Linked DNA regions of Mus musculus: region 2 is linked to region 1. Evidence: chromatin loops called from intact Hi-C (ENCODE). Cell type or tissue: heart. All regions are shown on one strand. Links, peaks and the distances in the headings refer to the core of each region. The heading gives the core; the rest is flanking DNA.

Region 1 (5,757 bases), core at 1,181-5,180:
CACACAAACCAGCAGAGTCACATTTTTCTCTGTTACATTGGATGAGTCTCCCTGGCTGGCTGTATCCTGGATGCCCTGCATCCGAGAAGTGAGGAGCGTACAGAGGAGACCGTGTGCAGGCATTACCCCATCTCATGAATGGCTGCCACAGTCCTTATACCCATCTCATCCAAGAGAACAAATATCCTCATAGACATGTGTGAAGCGAGAGATCGTCACTCAACATTTAACAACCTGCACACCTGTTCGGGTTCATTAGCCGGCTAATGAAAATAAACCTTGGTCACGTCTCGGATGGCTGTTCATTGCCCTGGTTTCTGCAGACATACTGTAAAATTAACTGCGAACTGCTATTTCCTGCAGCCCCACCCCCCCCCCACCCCCCCAGGTAGAGACGGGTGAGAGGGCTAAAGAAGGCAGAAGCACACAGTGTCTGCAGAAATCATATTCAAGGGAGATCAAATGTAATGTTTTCTTTCAACTCGGACAACTGCTTTGAGATGTCCCATCCGAGCAACCTTGAACACAGCCTCCGGGGTTGGCCGATTACCCCTGACGAATACCATTTGTGCTTGAGTGATGTCGCTGATGAAGTCAAATCGTGTGTGGGGGTGGGGGGGGCAGAACGTGATGAAAGGGTTTTCAGTCTGCTGAGAACTTACTGTAACGTACACGCTCACGCTGAGGCCCCACTTCCTGCCCAGGACAGGCCCCGTGTGATCTGGGCTTCTTAGCTGACTTTTGTTTGTCGGTGTTCATGTCTCTTAAAGGGAGCCAGTTCTTTCTTCCCCTTTCCCAAAGCAAAAAGATGTACATAAACAAAGAGGGCCACCAAGCCCTGGTCGCTGTCATTCTGCACATGAGATAATAGTCAAAAACAATACCATGAGGTTGGCCAGCCAGCACGCCTGCAGCTGCTGCCAGCTCCCCTTGCCACTGTACACAAGCCATGGGCATGTCAGGACTTGAAGAATGAACCAAAGCCCAGAGAAAGAAAAGGCCCAACAGTGTTCAGGGTGAGTTCGTCTGGCCCTCCCTCCCCTGCTCACTCCTTCCCAGAAGCCCCGGTACCTACAGACAGACAGAACAAAGACAAAGCCAGCCCCACACCCGATGTTCTCACCACCGTCCCTGCCTCTCACTCTCAAAGACTTGACCACAGTCGCTGAGGGGCATCAGAGAGCAGCCAGGGAAAGGCTGGATGAACAAGAAGCCTGTGTTGTCTCCTCCCAGTCAGGGGATTTGGGCAAAGAATGGCCTTCCCCGTGAGCAAATGGAGGTAAAACTCCAAGTGTTGTGTTGGGCAGTCCGTGAAGCTGCAGCCCAACTTCCCATACGGTAGGGTGGTTGGTGGTCCAGAAGCCATATTTGATATTTGAGATCAGTTATGCTCCCCAGTGAAGAGACAAAAACTGTCACCACCCGGAGTCCTCTAAGCAGAGCTACCCCCTTTAGGGGTGCCACAGTATGAATGGATTACTGATGGTCACACAGACCAACCCAGAAGACAGGTATCTAGCATCCTTGGATTCCCTTGTGGATACCAAGGCCCTCTCACAAAATGGCAAACAATTTGCAAATCGCCCACACATATGTGTGCTTTAAATCTTTACTATTTAAAGCTTAGTCCAACGTAAACATTGCACCAATAGGTGTGCTGTTGACTTAGTTACCATTCACTGCTGACTTGACACAGTTTACAGTCATCTGAGAGGAAAGCAGGGATTGAGGCACTGCCTAGATCAGACTGACCTGTGCAGACTGTCAGGGTTATTAATTGGTGTAGAAAGGTCCGGGCCACCGTGAGCTGTACTGTCCCCAGGCAGGTAGTTCTGTGTGTACAGGGAAGTTAGCAGAGCATAAGCCAGCAAACAGCTTGCCTCCCTGTGTCCTGCTGTGTGTCCTTGGGTGTCAGTGCGTTTCCAGTTTGGAAGCAAGGCTTTGTGAATAGCAAGCAGTTCAGCCCTGATGTCCCTCTGGGATGGGCAGTGACCTGACAGTGGATGAGGTACAAGTTGCTTTTGGATAGTGTTTCTATCGCAGCAACAGAAAGCAAACCAAAACAATTTTCAACGCAAGGCTGATTGAATCTCAGATGCAGAAACAGGTCACTACAGAAGGAAACTTGGCCGGCCATGGGGTTTGCTTGGTTTTTTTGTTTTTGTTTTTTGTTTTTTTCCTGAGACCACCAGTGTCAAGTTGGTGGGTGGTAGGACTAAGTCAGTCCGCAGTGATCTGCAGTCTGTCAGCTGCCTGTGGACAAAAGAGCCAAGAGTGCCTCGAAGCTCTGCCCCCAGATCTAGCGCACCCCTCTCATGCTGAGCGATCTGTCCGCAGAAAAAGATTCTTCCCAGCACTCCACAAAACGCACCCTTCTAGAAACATCTACCAGATGAGGCACTCTGAGGCCCTGAGGACTTTGCGTGGGTGGTCCAGTCAGCTCCTTAAAGGCAGCTCTTGTGTTTGCCTGTCCTTCGGGTAGTGTCTAAATTCTCAATTAAGACGGAAGTTGGCGTCTGCCTGGTCTTTCTCTGCAGTGCTGAAGACATTATTCATTTACTTAGGGCTCATCTGTAGCGCAACACAGTTGGCCCCTCCTCCGCCCTGAACTCACCCCTCATACACACTGGCCAAGCCTCGTCCCTGCTTCATATCCCTTCATCTGCTCAGTGCTCGCTGGTTGAACAGTTACTGCTTCCCAAAAGGAAAGTAACCGTCTGACTTTTTTGTCCCAAAAGCAAAACAGGGAGTTGTTTTGCCTTATTTGGCTCCTGCTAATATGGGGAGCACTAGGAGGGACACCTTTGGTGACTTGAATTGATGGAGCCCTTTTAAAAGCCCAACTCGGCATCCTTAGTGCAACAGTCCTCTGGCGCCACCTGGTGGACGAATGTGTAATGACTCAAGACTGCAAAGTCCGTGAAGTTGTGTCTGTGTTTAAGGGAGCCTCCTGAGAAAATATCAAGTATATTATTTGTCGTACACTGGATACCTATATTTAACTCTGATTTTGAACTAAACAATAAATAAAGCATTGGCTGCCTCTTTACTTAGCACCAAACGCTACCAGTTAAGAGATTGTGTAACAGTAACCACTCTCTCGTCTCCCTTCATAGCTGAAGGTCTTTGAAACAGGAATGTTCCAGCTGGGAAAGTTGTAGCAGCTTGCTCCTGTATCCCAGAGTCTCAGAGAGAAACTGCAGACAGCTGAACACTGGGATCTTTAATGGCCCCCACACCATGGCACACTCCAAGTGAGAACCTCTTCAGGGGTGCACATCATCTTACGGGATGGCAGTGGGGATCCAATGTACAGACAAGACCTGGGAGGCAAAATAACAAAACCGGTTTCAGAGACTCCAAAGAGACCTCTGCAGTCAGAACACTCCCCCTCCCCTTTAGGGTTGGCTTGAGTCTGCAGCCACATTCTGAACACCTTTTGATCTTAAAGTAGTTGAGAGTCTCCCAGAGGTGGACTGAAATTGTTTACTGTCCCAGTAATTACGGGGTAGGCTCTGTGTGTCCCATTATATCACAAACACACACAAAGAACACACACTAGACACTTCTTGTTTTGATCTCAGCATATGATGTGAACCAGGTCACTTGTGTCTCAATGTCTGGGCTTCTATCACTAAAAGAAGCTGCACTCAATATTTCATACTGTGACAGCTGAGAAAGATGGACACAGACAGACATACCGACAGTCTTCTTTTTTTCTTGGGTGTAGGGTACCACTTCCCTTTCTCCTCCCACAGCCCTGATCCAGTTTCCTGGCTCCAGATGGTTTCAGGGACCCCTGAAGAAGGGCATCTAGACCACGCAGTCTGAGAGGTGGATGCAGGAAGGGGAAAACCCATCAAAATGGGCAGGGACATGGATTCTGGTCCTGTGGCTTCTCCTCAGAGTGTTTCTCAAACTCTTGGGGCTTCCACCACAAAATGGGGGCTCTAAAAGATAATCCCAAGGTCCCATTTAGCCCCGATCCTCATATGCTGAATCCATGAAGACTTGCTTCAAGTCACTCTCAAGGCAAATCGCCACTGACCCGAAGTCAAGTGTGCTGAATGTCTTTGTCAAGAGTTCAGGAAATGACTCGGTAGCGTCCAGGCCTCCTCCTTCAGAATCCCACATCGCTTGTCTTCCAAGTCAGCATAGGCAGAGATCACCTGGCAGCTCCTCTGATCTCTGCACTCCTGGGTACACACGTGCCCCCCCCCATACAATACACAAACACACAGACACACACCTGGCCACATGAGGAGACACAAACACACTCACTGGGCCACTTCTTCCCTCCTATGGGCCATGCTCCCTTCTGTTCACACTTGACTTTCTTGTTCTATAAAAGCAAGTTTGCTCCTGGGTGATCCAACTTGTCGAATTCCTGACAAAGGTCCCAGGTGCAGCTTCCAGCTCAGAAACCAGTGTGCGCTTGTTCTACTTTCTCTCTTGGGACAAAATGGCCAAACATTAACCTGCCATGTAGGACAGAATCGCTGCTGGCCAACTTGAGACCTTCTAGCCTGAGTCTGGCCACTTTCAGACTCAGAACCATGGGTCCTGTCCAAGGTAAAGGGTACAGGAGCAGGGTGCTCAGTACTCAAAAACAAAGAGACAGTACCAAGGCTGGGCCTTCCCAAGGTGGGGCAGCTCTGACCATTGTTGTGTTGGTTGTGTTGTTTTTAAAGAACACATCAAGATGGAATAGCCTAGAAAAGCTGGCCTTACCTGGAGGCCACAGTAGGCCCTGTCAGAAGCCAGACTTCCAGACTTCCTGCCAGGAGCCTGTGGTTTCTCATTCATTCCTGTGTCTACGTGAGCCAAGAACTGTCTGCAAGCTAGAACTACACAACTGTCCTTCAAATAAACTCTGACTGCTTGTGGACCCGAAGCATCACGTATGTAACTGTGTCTGTGGAACTGCAGTGGAGTAGCCGTGGCGCAAGGGTTTCTTTCTAATCATGAGACAAGCGATTGTCCACCCTGAGCAAGAGTACACTTATAGACCCAGTCAGCAAGGCGGCCCCACCCTCAATCAGGGGTTAAAAATAACAATACAAGTAAAAATAAAACAAGTAGAACCACGTGGTGTCTGTGAAAGTCTTGAAGTTCAAGGGCTTTCATTTTGAATGAAGGAAAAATTTTTACTAAGGTAGCAGGAGAAGAAATCCTCAGATAGCACAGAGGCAAACGTGGCCTTGAAAACAGTTTTATGGAAACACAGCTAGGTGACTTGCTTATCAATGTCATGCACATACCACAGGTGAATACATTCTTAAAAAGAGAAAAAGAATTGAGCTGATGAGATGGCTCACTGGAGGTGGGCACCTGCCACCACACCTGCCATCCTGAGATCCTGGGATCACACGGTGGAAGGACAGACCCAATTCCCATGAGTTATCTATCCTCTGAACACCATAAGCACACATGGAACATTCAGACATAGGCATGAACACACACACAGAGGCATGTACACACAGGCATGCACACACACATACACATGCACACTTGCAGGCATGCACATGCGCACACACACAGGCATGTACACACACAGGCATGCACACTTGCAGGCATGTACACACACAGGCATGCACATGCACACACACACAGGCATGTACACACACAGGCATGCACACACACACATACACATGCACACTTGCAGGCATGCACACACACACACACACAGGCATGCACATGCACACACAGGCATGTACACACACAGGCATACACATATACACATGCACACTTGCAGGC
Region 2 (5,757 bases), core at 781-4,780, 720 kb before region 1:
GAGCCTCCAAGATTCACCTGACTCTCCGTCCCTGGTGTGGGGGGTTACCAGTTCATGCCACCACGTTCTTCACTTCGTCCACAGGTTATGAGCATCCAATGCAGGTCCTGCAGCTTGAAGAGCAAGTGCTCAACTTATCGAGGGATCTCTCCAGCCTGAGAAGTAAAAACAACTCTAACACATGGGACATTTGTTACCCAGCTCGAAGGAGTGGACCGCAGCCCTCTGGGGAACGGCTTGCAGTAGCCACCACTTGTAGTAGTCACTACTTGTAGTAGCCAGTTGTCTTTCCATCTGCTTGTTGACAAGAAACAAAGATGGAGACAGGTTCTTTGATAGTCCTTCTACCTAGAGTCTGGCCTGTGCCCTCTCTGCTGGAGTCTATGTTGGCCTGTGACTGCTTTGACCAAAGCAGTTTTGTGCACATGAGGCTAAAGCAGTGTTGAATTACCTTCACTGTGGCCTCCAGAAATTAGTCAGCAATATGGAGGCCAGTTAACAGCCCCACTACTTTTCTTTGTTTATTTGTCTATTTGTTTATTTATTTATCTATTTATTTTTGGTTTTTCGAGACAGGGTAGCCCTGGCTGTCCTGGAACTTACTCTGTAGACCAGGCTGGCCTCGAACTCAGAAATCCACCTGCCTTTGCCTCCCGAGTGCTGGGATTAAAGGCGTGTAACACCATTGCCAGGTTTACTTTCCTATTTTGCCAATCTTTTTCTGGATCTCAAAAGTTGCTTTTCTGGAAAACCTTTGTTAATGTTAAAGTGTTTGCTGCAGCTCTGGAACTTCTGGACGAATCTTCAGAAGTTCTGTATCATTGCTGGCATCTATGAATGGCTTGCACAATCTTTTCTATCTCCTTGGATACTCACTGCCTTCTTAGAAGCTGTGTATGTCACAGATGACTTGATTTAAGAGAGATGTGCTCTTTGAATAAGACTCTTATTGTCTGTTTATCTATCTATCTATCTATCTATCTATCTATCTATCTATCCATCCATCCATCTGTTATCTATCTAATCTAGTTATCATCTAACATATCTAATCTATCTTTCCTCTATCTTCTGTCTATCAATCTATCAAATGATTTATTACCTATCTATCTATCTATCTATCTATCTATCTATCTATCTATCTATCTATCTATCTATCTAATCTATCATCTAATTAATTACTATTATCAATCTATTTATTATCTCTATTATCAATTATCTATGTAGCTAGCTATTATCAGTCATCTACTTATATCAATTTGTCTACCGTTATCTATCCATCCAACTCAAATTTCTAATGTGCCTCACATATATCTACTATGTAGAAATATTCCTGCAGGCAGTCATTTTAATGTATTTACTATGACACACATTAGTTAGTAAACACTCATTTTAACTTCATAATTCCTTAAATGGATTAGCAGATTCAGTAATTTTAACTTTTTAAATGCCCCTGTTTTGTCCTCCGCCCTCCTGGACTATGATTTGGGTGTGATCTGAAGGGACTGTATGGACAACTCCTGAAAACCCCCTACTTGACCCCCACATGGCTTCCTGTAGTTTGCTTTCTTCCCTCTATCTTTTCATGTATAGCAGTAAATTAATTTGTTCAATGGCCATTTTGAGGAACATTGTGGATCAAAATTATGAAAACCACAGCATAAATACCATCCCAATTTACCCTCACAACAACTTCTGCAAGCGGGTACTGTTTTCCCATTTTATTGCTAAGGAAACAGCTGCTTGCTGAGTTCCAGACCCTCTCTCAGGGTCACACACTTGGTGTTAGGCAGGTGGTTGGTGTCCAGAGTTGTTCGTGAGACCACAGCCTGCAGCCTTATCTCCTATACACAGACTGATGCACAGGAATTTATTTGTTTGCTGGACAAGACATCTTGAAAGTGCCCAGACATCCTCTGTGTTAAGTAGTTAGCAAAGGGGCAATAAAACCGAGTGAGGCCATTGTTCATGTTTGTAAGAAGATTATTTGATTTTATCAGTGAAATGGGATTCCTACGGAAATTGGTGTGGAGGTTCCTCAAAAAGCTAAAAGTAAGTCTACTGTATGGTCCAGCTCTACCACTCTTGGGCATATACCCAAAGGGCTCTGTGTCCTATTATAGAGACACCTGCTCATTGATGGACATTGCTGTTTTTCTCACAATAGCCAGGAAATGGGAAAGGCCTGAGTGTTCTTACTTCCCTTAGGGCTCCAGTCAGCAGAAGCTGTGTTATGATGTGGTAACAAATGATAGGACAGTTTTGGCGGGTTAAAGCTAGACCCATTTCTTGCCCTTGATGTGTCTTCCTCATGGCTTGCAGTATTTTCTTCATGTTGCCATCCTTTCTACTTTGATACCAGAGCTGTCCAGCACATTAATAGTTACTGTGACAGACTAAGAGGGGACTCTGGATATTTCAGGTGGATCAGGACACACGCCAACGGAAAGTGAGGCCCTTTACAAACATACCATACATTGGCTACAGCTGGGGAGTAGCTCCCAGTACAGAAAGCCAGGGTGGAAAGAGAGTAACCAGAGTGGTCGGAGCAAGTGCTAAGGACATCACACATGGCACCGTCGAGTGTGTGGAGTTTGGAAACAAACAATGGCTATGCATGAGCTATCAGGGTCATGGGACTCGCCTGGGAACGCCGTTACTCTAAGACTTCCTCTGCCCCTTCCTTCCAGACTGTCCTGCAAGAGGAGCGGAGAGGTAACAGAAAGATCACCAAGTCCTCTATTTTTTGGTTTCTACACTCACAGGAGGCTTGGGTCTTTCAGCTAGGAGCATGAGGTGATCCAATCGTGCCGTCAAGATGGAGAGGAGCCAGACAGTTTAATGATGAGCATGTGTGCACATGCGTGTGAGCCCGTGCACACCTCACATGCACACAACCCGTGTGCAAACCACCAAACTGAGCTCTGTTTAGGGTCTGATGTCTTGTGAATGGAAGGGCAGTTGTAATGAAGAGCCTAGAATACTATGCTGGCCTGGGGACACAGCGATAGATGCTCGGGTCTATGGAGGCATGAAGAGGAAAGAAAGCTCAGAAACGGAGACTAGCTTTCCAATCTGTGTTTGTCCTACAGGTCTCATCTAGAGGCAGATAAGACAGAGAAACCAGCTGCTTAAAATCTATAAGGTAGATGCAGAGTTCCTATACACTCATGATACTCACTGGATGAGAAGATAGGTTAGTTTAAGGCCTGCCAGCTAGAGGAGTGTCGTTAACAAGCCAGCAGCTGCTTCTGGGATCTCCTATAGACACCCAAGTCCACGATGTGTGTCCGTCACTCTGTAGAACAGTATAGTAGCTCCACGGTCCCTGCACATCCCCCATACCATTTAAGTCATCTTTAGGCTGCTTGTAACAGCTGTCATGTCAGTGCCAAGCAAATTGTTGTTATGCTGTGCTGCTGAGAAGACAGGAAAGGGAAGCCTATACTTGTTCTGCATAGATACAATCATAGGCCTAAGGATAATCACACAGAGACTCAAAATGCATCTCATTCAGAGGAGGAGAGAGAATAAAGCCTTGGGGAACGGTAGCAGCCTGAAGCCATGTGTGCCTGCGCAACTTCCCACTGTTCAGTTCAGAAAATTCACGTATTGTTTTGGAGATTTGGAGTAGTTATAAAAATCACCACCACCACCACCACCACCACCACCACCACCACCACCACCACCACCACCACCACCACCATCTATTTTTACAGAAATTCTTATTGTCTAGCCCGGATAAGCATAAAGTCACTATGTAGTCCAGGCTGGCTTTGAACTCTTGCCTCAGCCTCTGAACATCGAGACTATCGTAACGCCTGAGCACCCGAACAGTTGTTCACAACCCTCTTCATGCCATTGTCAGTTGGTTCTGAGATCCGAAGCCCACGGATTCATGTTTGTGCGTGGAAATCACGCATTGATATGAACATGAGAGCCTGGTGAACCCACGGGAAGAATGAAGTTGGATGAGCTACACAGTAAGATTTCAACGTTTATTATAAAACAGCAGGTTATGTGGAAGCAATACAAAGGCCCACAGTACAAGTCAGCACAGCCTCTTTTAGGAAAAGAGAAATAAGGACACGGGGATTGGAGAGTGAAGGCTGCATCCAGGGGACAAAGGGTGGGCTGTCAAACACTCATTAAGGATGCACACATAACAGTGTGTTCAGTCCCACCGCACACCATACACACAAATTAGCTATGACTGTCTAATAGCTTTAACTATGGAAGGTAAAGGTTAAAATTCAAAACTTCCAGAGGATAATTTAGATCATATCCTCACTTCTGTGGACCAGGCAGAAAAATATTAACAGGGACAGAAAGCACCTTAAGTATTTAGTAAACTACTGTTAGTCTTACATCCGACAGAGGGCTAATATCAAAAATATACAAAGACCTCAAGAAGTTAGACATAAACAAACCAAATAATCCAATTTAAAAATGGGGTACAGACCCAAACAGAGAATTTTCAACACAGGAATCTCTAATGGCCAAAAAGCACTTAAAGAAATGTTCAACATCTTTAGTTATCAGGCAAATGCAAATCAAAATGACTCAGAAATTCCACCTTATATCCATCAGAATGGCTAAGATAAAAAAGAAAAAAACTCAAGGGACAGCAAATGCTGGCAAGGATGTGGAGCAAGGGGGCCTCTCCTGAATTGCTGGTGGGAGTGTAACCACTCTGGAAATCAGTTTGGTGGTTTCTCAGAAAATTGAAAATAGTTCTACCTTAAGACCCAGCTATACCATTCCTGGGCATATATCCAAAAGATCCTATACCATACCACAAGGACACATGTTCCACTAGGTTCACATCAGCCTTATTTGTAATAACAAGAAACCGGAAACAACTGAAGAATGGATGAAGAGAATGTGGTACATCTACACAATGGAATACTACTCAACTATTAAAAACAAGGACATCATGAAATTTGCAGGCAAATGAATGGAACTGAAAAATATCATCCTGAGTGAGGGAAACCAGACCCCAAAGGACATGCATGAAATGTACCCACTGATAAGTGAATATTAGTTATAAAGTACAGGATAAACATGATACAATCTACAGACTCAAACAAGCTAAGTAACAAGGAGGACTCAAGAGAGGAAGCTTAAACATCACCTAGAAGGAGAAATAAAACAATCATCAGAGGTGGAGGGAGGGAACTGGATGGGAGAGTGGATGGGGAGGGGAAGGGGTGGATCAAGTGTAGGGAGAGCTGGGAAGAGAGGGCTGGGAGAGTGAATAGAAATCGGTGTGCAGGGATTGGGGGCATCTTAAGGATGTACCAGAGCCCTGGGAGGGGGAGGATCCAGGGAGTCTATGAGGGTGACTCTAGCTGAGACTCCTAACAGTGGGGGATATGGAGTCTGAAGTGGCCACCTCCTGTAGCCAGGCAGGAATCCCAGTGGAGGGATAAGGACACCAACCCACCCACAATACATTTGACATGTAATTTGTCCTGCCTACAAGAAGTTCAGGGACAATGATGGAGCAGAGACTGAGGGAACAGACAACCAAGGATCTCCCCAACTTGAGAACCATCCCTTGGGCAATAACCAATTCTTGACATTGTTCGTGATTCTTCATTATGTTTGCAGATAGGAGCCTAGAATAACTGCTTTCTGAGAGGCTCCACCCAGCAGCTGATGGAAACAGATGCAGATACCCATAGCCAAATGTTAATAGAGGTCAGGAAGTCTTATGAAAGAGTTGGAAAAAGATTGAAGAACACAAAGGGAATAGGG

What was found. A loop is a pair of places that touch in the nucleus more often than their neighbours do. Peaks named below come from ENCODE experiments on the same cell type or tissue, not always from the same donor. Only the 100,000 strongest peaks of a DNase experiment are listed, where the experiment ranks them.
Region 2: it touches region 1 in a loop (5-fold over the local background); 2 of 42 quality-filtered maps call a loop at or near these places.

The regions. Positions count from the first base shown.
Region 1 is chr16:93,574,035-93,579,791 of GRCm38, forward strand. No RefSeq gene overlaps it. Among named protein-coding and RNA genes, the nearest start is that of Setd4, 27 kb to the right of the region's middle. In heart, for the core only: no CTCF peak of the experiment used is centred there; a DNase peak (open chromatin) is centred at 2,857; H3K27ac peaks cover 367 bases; H3K27me3 peaks cover 1,126 bases.
Region 2 is chr16:92,855,171-92,860,927 of GRCm38, forward strand. No RefSeq gene overlaps it. Among named protein-coding and RNA genes, the nearest start is that of Runx1, 32 kb to the left of the region's middle. In heart, for the core only: no CTCF peak of the experiment used is centred there; no DNase peak of the experiment used is centred there; H3K27me3 peaks cover 2,056 bases.